Regions from separate parts of the Homo sapiens genome. Here region 2 is linked to region 1. Evidence: read pairs that join two places in POLR2A ChIA-PET (ENCODE). Cell type or tissue: HepG2. All regions are shown on one strand. Each heading gives the region's core, and the rest is flanking DNA. Links, peaks and the distances in the headings are about the cores only.

Region 1 (4,398 bases), core at 159-4,158:
TTCCTTACCTTTTGTTACATTTCCAGATCCATATATTGGAATATGCCTCAACTTGGGTATATATACTTAATATACAACCCTGGATAAGCTGAAGTCTCTAGGCTGGTGACTTTGCTCATTGCTATAATAATATTAATATTTTTTATGCTTTGAGATTTCTTTATAAACAATTTGCATAAATGACTTGGAGGCTGTTTTTCCAATTATATGATATAAAGGAGTATGAAAATTACTCACAAACTTGGTCAAAGAACAGCATAGTACAGACATTGCCAATAGCCTCATTGTTTTTAAGAGTTACTGAAAATTTATTTCAGTATCAGTAAAAATTAATGGTATAAGGCTTTTTAAAGACTTGACTGTCAATTCCCATCAATTCTGCCTCACTAATGTTTTTTCCTCTTAACCTTGCCAATATTGGGTATTACCAGTGTTTTTAATTTTTGCCAGACTGACAGTCCAAAAATCAAAAAAGGAGATATTGTGCTTTTTGATTTTTATTTATCTGTGTGTTTTTATGTGTTTACTGACAGAACTGCATATTTATAGTTTAGGTTTGTGGTTTTTGCCTTTTCCCTCCTAATTTTTTTTTTCCTTTTGTCACTCCCTTGGTCGAGGCCCGTCTTGATCAGCTCTTAAATTAATGCCACAGCCTGTGATTTTCCTCTTAATTCATCCACACCTCTGCTGCCAGAGTGGCCTTTTGAAGGCAAAAATGTGATAGCTCCCAGCTTGAAACCCTCTGTGGTCAGGAACCTTAGTTGCCTGACATTCTTTATTTCACTTTTTCTCTGCTTGAGACTAGCCAGAGTGGGTCTGGCTCTTAAGCAGAGAAGAAGTTGATTAAAGATATTAGATAGCTCATAGGATCTCGGGGAGTGCTGGAGAGCCCTGTTGTGAAGCTACGCAAAACAGCCTCAGCCATGAGTCGGGGACAGCTTTGAGACATGCTCCCTGTGATGCTTAGGACCACGTATCAGAAGCTTTGCCGAGCCTCATCCTCTGCCCCACCCTGCAGAGACTGACTGCCCGGCCTGTGGCCACAGCCTTGTGCTGTTTTTTCCCTTTTGAGTCCACCACAAGGCAAAACTAGATTTCATGGTTGTCTCCTAGTTACAAGTGAGTCAGGGGAGGCAAAATGTTTGGCTTTTACCTTGGGAAAGTGACACTTATAAAATGTGGAAAGTCATCAAAACATAGGATGATGGTCAACAATTTTGAGTGGGTGGACACAAGTTACAAATATCCACTAATAACTTTCCTCTTGGCTTCCTTCTTCCATGAGCTTCTAATCAGTAACAACAAGCTATTGCCTAACAGCCTGACTTTCCCAACTACAAAGGAAATGTGCTCACCACATATCCTTCAAAAGAGATGACCCAGAGTCTCAAGTCCCAGCTCCAAGTCCAGGACTTCTAAGTGATGTTTACTCCCCTTCTAGTTCATTCCCAGCCCATATTTGTTAACTTTTCAACTAAATAATGAAGTGAACTACTGCCAACAAACCTTAAATAAAATAGTAGGGAAACAGCCAAAAAAGTAACTGATGTATAAATAAATACATGATGCAGCAAAGGACAGTGAGGTAGGTAGATGCTACCATTCTAATTTCTGTAACTGTGAAATAAGTAGTTGATGTTTGTATCTTCCCTCCTCTATTTATTTTGTATTCCCTGTGTTCTTCGCCTGTAACTCATCTGATTAGCATTCTTTACCTTCATTCCCCCAGGATTTGAGCTGCCAGTGGTCCTGCCTTGATGAGATTGCCATTGTTTTAGTTAACTTTTAGCACTGGGTATGTTTCACCAGGTAGAACTGATTACATTTTTTTTTTTTTTTTTTTTTTTTTTTTGTCTATATACCTCTCTCCCTCCATTCATCTCATCATGAGCCAGCATTTCAACTCCCCTTTGGCCTGTTTGTATATTGCCATAAAGAGCCTGAAACAGTCACATGGTACTTTGAACTTTCAGCCCGATTCATTGTTATCATCTGTGTTATAATCATCCTTTGAGTACTAAGGAAGCAGAGTCATGGGGATGGAACGTAAACGTTTGCTGAGGTGGTCACCTCGCTTTTCCAGTCCTTCGTTCCAGGAACCATGTATCTGGCCAAGGTAGCACATGTTCTGCTGGTCGGAGCCTATATTGCATCCCTTAGGACCTTACTCCAGTTCTACAAGGTCCTGCCTCATAATTTGCATCACAACTGAGTTTTCAATAGACCTTTCCACCATTGAGTAAGGCCAGCTGCAGTTGAGCTGTGCTTGATTGTTTGTAAGACCATTGAATTTTACAAGCCTACTGTCTTATTTTGTTTCCTGTAAAATGAGCTGCTTTGTCAGAATCGCAGTGGTGGTGATGGCAAGTGAGGCCTTCCTGAAGTCTGTGGATGATGTGGCTGGCAGAAACATGGCAGACATACAGGGCACATCCAAATCCAGAAGAAAGCTCCATTTTAGTGAAGATAAGGCATTGGCTCCTCTGTGATGAAAGAGGTCAAATGTCATCTACCCACCATCACTGGCCTATCTCCCTATGAAATGAGAGTTGGTGGCAAGGCTCAGATTAATTGCTATTGCTGGCAAATTGGGCATTTGGCAGAGCTCAGTCTTGGGTAGGTTAAGTCTGTGTTGAGCCCTAGCAGAACATTCATCCATGCCTCCATGGCCACATTGCTTATGAGCCCTTTGAGCAGGTACTTTGGCAGCTAGGGAAAGAGGCCAGCCAGCATCCATGGGGTATGTCACCTTGTCTTACTCATTATAAGAACCTCTCCTGAATGGGGCTTGCTGTGGTGTGAAGTATCCCCCAAAATTCACACATTGGAAATGGTCCCCAATGCAATAGTGTTAGAAGGTGGGGAAAGTATTTGCATATGAAGGCAGAGCCTTCATAAATAGTTTAATGTTGTTTTAAAAGGGCTTGATGGAGGCCTTTTTGCCCTTCCTCCTTCTGCCGTGTGAGGATACAGCATTCCTTCCCTCTGGAGGACTCAGTGTTCAAGGCACCATCTTGGAAACAGAGATCAGACTCTCGCCAGACCTGCTGGTGCCTGGTGCCTTGATCTTGGACTTCTCATCCTCCACAACTGTGAGGACGTAAATTTCTATTCTTTATTCTAGTTTGTGGTATTTTGTTTTAGCAACACAATAGACTAAGACAGGGCTCTTTGGAGAACTTTCACAAAATGTATAAATATTCTCACACTCTATATAACTTTTCCCCAAATATTTATGTCACCAGTTCTTGATGACCCTCTCTTCAAACTATTAACCACTGCCAGTGAATCAGTATATATTTGTTTCTCAGGCCATCTCTCCTTATAGGCCACATAGACCCAAAATATACCACTCAACAGTCTGCTCACTGGACAGATTTTTCTTTTCCACCCTGAGTGAGGTTATATCATCACATTCATTCACTTCTGGCTAGTACCATCCCATTGGGCAGTGCCACTGATTAGGCACAAATTTTTATCTGTTCATAACTGGCGAGTGAAGCTATTGCCTTTTCAGGTCTCTCATAGTGGTCAGAGAAACACACAGACATACTCATTGATGTTTGTGCCTATTTCTTAGTAGTAAGGGGTACAAGGTGTAAAAAACTTGACTTTCCTTTTAGATGAGCTTTTTCCTGTGCACCAGGCCATTGTACATTCAGAAACTGTATTTTGAAAGGCTTTATCTGTCACCATCTGACATGCCTGTGTCTTAGCATGACAGCTAGAATACACGCCACCTTGTGCTGTGTAAGTCCTATCATAATGCCTTTGGTGTGGTAGACCAGAACAATGTCCTGCAAGATAGTGAGATAATGAAGTTCCCTGTAGATTCAGTAGTGTCACTGAAGCAGAATGTCAACAGAGCAATGAGGCAAAACAGTGAAGCTGCGTGACTTTCTCTGCCAGTAGATAGAAACCTGCTTCTGTGTTCGCTGTTCACTGAGATAGAAAAAAACAGATTTTGCTGCCTCTGTAGTACTGATGCTAGGTGCTGTAGTTCTCCAGCTGAGAGATCGCCTCTGGAAGAATCTCTGGCTAATTAAACTTATATTAACCTTCCATCATTCTGTAAGACTCATCTGTGTTCTGCTTTACCAAAGAGGAAAGTGAGATAAGACCATATGAAAGATGCTCATGGATGTTTCAGGTTTCTCATGGCGGCAGATCTCTTTGATCTCCTAGGGATTAATACTGATTTTAGTTTACAATTTTGGTGGGATGGGAGAAGTTCCAGAAACTTTCACCTAGCCCATAATTACTGTAATAGTTCTCACTCCCTGAAACATGAATTCCAACTGTGGATTCTGTCAGTTGCAGAATAAACCTATCCCAAGGATACACTCAGCAACTGGGAAGACAACTGCAGATTTTTACAGTCATGCTGTGCCCTTCGTG
Region 2 (4,398 bases), core at 266-4,265, 200 kb before region 1:
ACTTGTTCAGCTGCTGGAGGGATTGGGGTTAAATTTAAGCAATAGTCTTATGGCCATAAGAGTGGTTAAACACAAATAATTTCTCCCAAAGACTGTGTTAGGTTGAGAGATCAAAATCAATCAATATTTAACCTAGAGTTCAAACTTAAAAGTCAATTTCTAGCTGTCTACAGGACTCTGACCCTCACACATCAGATCTTTTTCCTAGTGGTAAAGTAAGGGGGTGGATGGGGAATGCAACTCAACACACTGGGGAGAGGCGTCATCAGGTCAGAAAGAAGAGAAAATAAAATATTAGTCTTTTGGCAAATTTTAGGTTTTTTGTTTTTTTTTTAGCCGGATTTTCCTCTCGTTACCCAGGCTGGAGTGCAATGGCACAATCTCGGCTCACCGCAAACTCCGCCTCCTGGGCTCAAATGATTCTCCTGCCTCAGCCTCCCAAGTAGCTGGTATTACAGACGTGCGCCACCACACCCAGCTAATTTTGTATTTTTAGTAGAGACGGGGTTTCTCCATGTTTGTCAGGCTGGTCTCAAACTCCCAGCCTCAGGTAATCTGCCCACCTCAGCCTCCCAAAGTGCTGAGATTACAGGCGTGAGCCACCATGCCCAGCCTTGGCAAACTTGATGTGTCTGAAGCAGGTGATAAGAACTTAGTTCCAGGAATGGGTTTGGTGTGGATTTCATAAAAGACTGGGTTTTTCAGAGGGATGGTACCCATTTACCTCCTACTTAGAAGGCTCCTCATCAGCATCAGCTGGTTAGAGACAGCGAATAAAACACAACTTTCAGTTACAGTATTTTCTAGGGCAGCGTGTCTCAGACTTACCGGTACACACAAATCACCAGGGCATCTTGTTAAAATGCAGATTCCAGTTCCTTAGGTTGGGTTGGGATTGAGATCCAGCATTTCTAACCAGCTGCCAGGTCCTTCTGTTGCAAGGTCAGGGCTTTTTAAACTTCAACTTGCGTATCCTGCAGGGCTAGTTAAACACAGCCCCACCCTCAGAGGGTCTGATTTTGAAAGCCTGGAGTGGGCCTGAGAGCCTGTGAATTCCTCCCAAGTAATGCGGCTGATGCAGGACCACATTTTCAGTGTTTTCAAGAAAAAATTAAATAAAACAAGCATGCCATTCTTTCAGGAGTATTATTTATTTTTATTTTTATTTATATATAATTATTGTACATATTTCAGATCTATCATTAATATCTGAATATTCATTTTTGAATAGAGGTAAGCATCTAGATCATTTAGATATAACCTGGTGTGAAAAATCTCCTTGTAACCTTTATATGTTAAAATGCTATCAGTAAGTTGGAGTATAAATATATATTCATTATTGTAGGAGTTTAAAGTGCTACTATAATTAGTGATTGTGAAAGCTGAGGATTTTACCTACAAAATCAATAATTTAAAGCTTTCAAGTAGTTAAGTCAAGCAAGATCAGCAGCTAATAGAAATCTAGTAAAAGAGAATGTCTTGGCCAGGTGTGGTGGCATGCACCTGTAGCCCCAGCTACTCAGAAGGCTGAAGCAGGAGGATTACGTGAGCCCAGGAGTTCCAGGTTGCACTGAGCTGTGATGGTGCCACTGCACTCCAGCCCGGGCAATGGGGCAAGACCCTGTCTCTACAAAATAAAGTTACAAAGAGAGAATGCCTCTACTAGATAACTTTAGGAACACTCCATCCTTTTTGAACCAACAAATGTTTACACAATTTTAAATAAGAATGGAAGGCAGAATAAAAGGATTATATGTAAAACATATTTGAAATCTTTGCAGAATTATTAGATTATTATTCATGACATTAAAATAACCTTTAAAAACTGTATTTTTATTTCATGATTAAATTCCATTCCACCTATGAGTTTTAAAAGAGAACAGTCTACCCCGGAAGTTCCTTCTAAGTTGGTGATAGTTGGCTTCAGTCTGATATTTATTTAAACACTAGGCCAGTTAGCATTCAACCGAAATGAGTTTTGGCACACTTCCAGCACGAATCTTAAGAAATGAATCAGCGGAGCTCCCAAGATCATGGGTCAGACAATGCCCTTCCACCCCACTGGAGAAGCCCCAACCTCCCTGCCCAGCTCCCCTGCTTGGCACTCTTGTGGAATCTTGTGGAAAGTTAAACCAGTCTGTTGATTTCCTTTCTTGTGAAAGTTGGGTGAGGTTAGGGTTGCCAGATTAAATACAGGATGTTCAGTTAAATTTGAATTTCAGATTAACAATACATTATTTTTCAGCGTCTGTTCCAAATATACGGGACAAAAGAAGGCTTCCCCTCCGTGTGCCTTCCAAAGGTTTGCTGAAAATTAGCTGGCAATAGGCAGATTAGTAGGAGAATAAGACATACAAACTTATTTAACATGCATAAGCACAGGGGAATTCTGGAGGATGATTACTCAAATAACCCAGTGAGGTCCAGATGCATATATGCCCGTCTTCATAGGGGAAGAGGAGATGGGGATATAGGAGTGAATAATTTTTAGTGCGGAATGAATGGACCTGGGTGGCAGGCAGTATCTTGTAAATGATTCTCTTTGGAAATTGATTGGGACCTGAGAACAAACAATGGTTTGGGACAAAGTTTGCCTGGGCTCTAGACATGGTGTTTAATGTTCAGTCTCTTTCTCTGTGATATGAGTTTATCTCTTCTCTGGTTGATGAATTTCAGGGAAGAAATCAAAGGCAATTGTGCAATTTTTTGGTATGTCTGGTTTCTAGGCAGATAAGGGAATTTCAGAGAATAACCTCATCTTGTGCTTTGTGAGAAGTGTTGAGAGACAGGATCGGGGTGGTTGGTGAGATCAGAGAGATATTGAGGCTGCTTCCTTTGTTCTGCACGCCAAAGAGCCATATTTAGGGGTGTTGTTTTATGAACCCCAACATATCCAACATGTGGAACATTCCTGTATTTTTATTTGCTATATTTGGCAACATTAGGCGAGGTACCAGCTGCAGGAAAATTATCATAAGATATTGTCTCTGAAACTCAACATTTCTTCCCTTGTAACATCAAATGGGAGACATGAAGAGGAGAATGATAGTTTCTTTAAATTTATAAGGTATGGTATAAAAGCAATTTGCCAAGGGCTCCATTTTTTAGTGTAAATTTCATCTAGTCTTTAAAACACTGGTTAAAAACTGAGGAAATCTTAGTTCCAGTCCCACTTCCACCATAGACTGGGTTTGACACGTTGAGATAATTATTGATCTTGTTTCATGGCTCTAAGACACCAATGCTTATCAAATAAACCATTTAAAAAATGCCACCAGGAGAGAAAAAATGCTGCCAATTAAACTATGACACAATACTAAAACACCATTGATGTGTGAAGATACATCTTTATTTCAGAGATATTAAAATGTGAGGGAAAAAATGAGCATCTTGGAATTCACAAAGCATGATATTTTGACTTGCTTCACTTATATAATGAAGATAATTATCATTTTCCCTACCAAATACATATAAAGATTAGACCAAGAAATTAATAATCAGCTTTTGTTTCACAGTCTAGTTTTGAATTGCATGACAGGGAACTTTAGTTTCCAATATAGAAAGTTTTCCAGTGACTGAACCTGTAGAAGTAGCATAAAGAAAAGTGAAAATGTCTTATAGTTTGTTTGAAAGATTTTTTTCAGTTGTAGGTCAAAATTATCTGAGTCTTTTGATCCACTAGTGTAGAATCATCTTTATGGTTAGAGACAAATGTCATTTAAACAGGAAGCAGCTGAATGCAAGAGTTTGTGTCATCTGCCTGCTCATCTATCCTTTGATCTGTTGATCCATTGACCCACTGATCCATCTACCCATCCCTTATTCATTCCTACCTCCATCTTCTATTTATCCATCCATCCATTTATTCATTGAATAATCCACCCAACATTTATTAAATTTCTATTCCATGCCAGATAGATAAAATTTGAGAACACAGAGATTAAATAGTTCTTGCATTCAAGGAGGTGCCAATTTTTTAAAAAAGTACTGAAATCCTCTACTTACTAAGAGGTCAGATCTTTTTGCATCCAAAAATCTCAGGAAAATAGCTTACACCTTCTCTTATGTGGACTACTCCCTTTCTCTGGTCAGGACTCAGAACACAGTATTACAAAGTATTGTGATACTTTTTGGAACACTGAGTATTTTTGAGCTGAAGGAGATAGGAAGGACCTCAGAAGCTAGAAGGTTTCCCTGATCTTCTCCCCCCATCCTGTCTCTCACCCCTTTTTCTTCCCCAAAGCAAGCCATAAGACCTTATGACCTACCTTTCCTGAAAGTAGATCATAATACTCTCATATGACAGATGTCCTGGGGAAAGGAATGCTACACAGAGAGACCAAGAAGAAGCTGAACAAAGAGACTTTGCTGAATTTCCTCCTCAGTTTATTACTAGAT

Evidence for each region. ChIA-PET counts read pairs that join two places held together with the same protein. Peaks named below come from ENCODE experiments on the same cell type or tissue, not always from the same donor. Only the 100,000 strongest peaks of a DNase experiment are listed, where the experiment ranks them.
Region 2: POLR2A ChIA-PET joins it to region 1 with 7 read pairs; 2 of 35 experiments call an interaction of 5 or more read pairs at or near these places.

The regions. Positions count from the first base shown.
Region 1 is chr20:10,564,460-10,568,857 of GRCh38, forward strand. The region is part of intron 4 of SLX4IP (SLX4 interacting protein); the gene reads left to right. Among named protein-coding and RNA genes, the nearest start is that of MIR6870, 83 kb to the right of the region's middle. In HepG2, for the core only: no CTCF peak of the experiment used is centred there; DNase peaks (open chromatin) are centred at 1,352, 1,982 and 3,792.
Region 2 is chr20:10,367,887-10,372,284 of GRCh38, forward strand. No RefSeq gene overlaps it. Among named protein-coding and RNA genes, the nearest start is that of MKKS, 64 kb to the right of the region's middle. In HepG2, for the core only: no CTCF peak of the experiment used is centred there; DNase peaks (open chromatin) are centred at 951 and 2,665; H3K4me3 peaks cover 1,822 bases.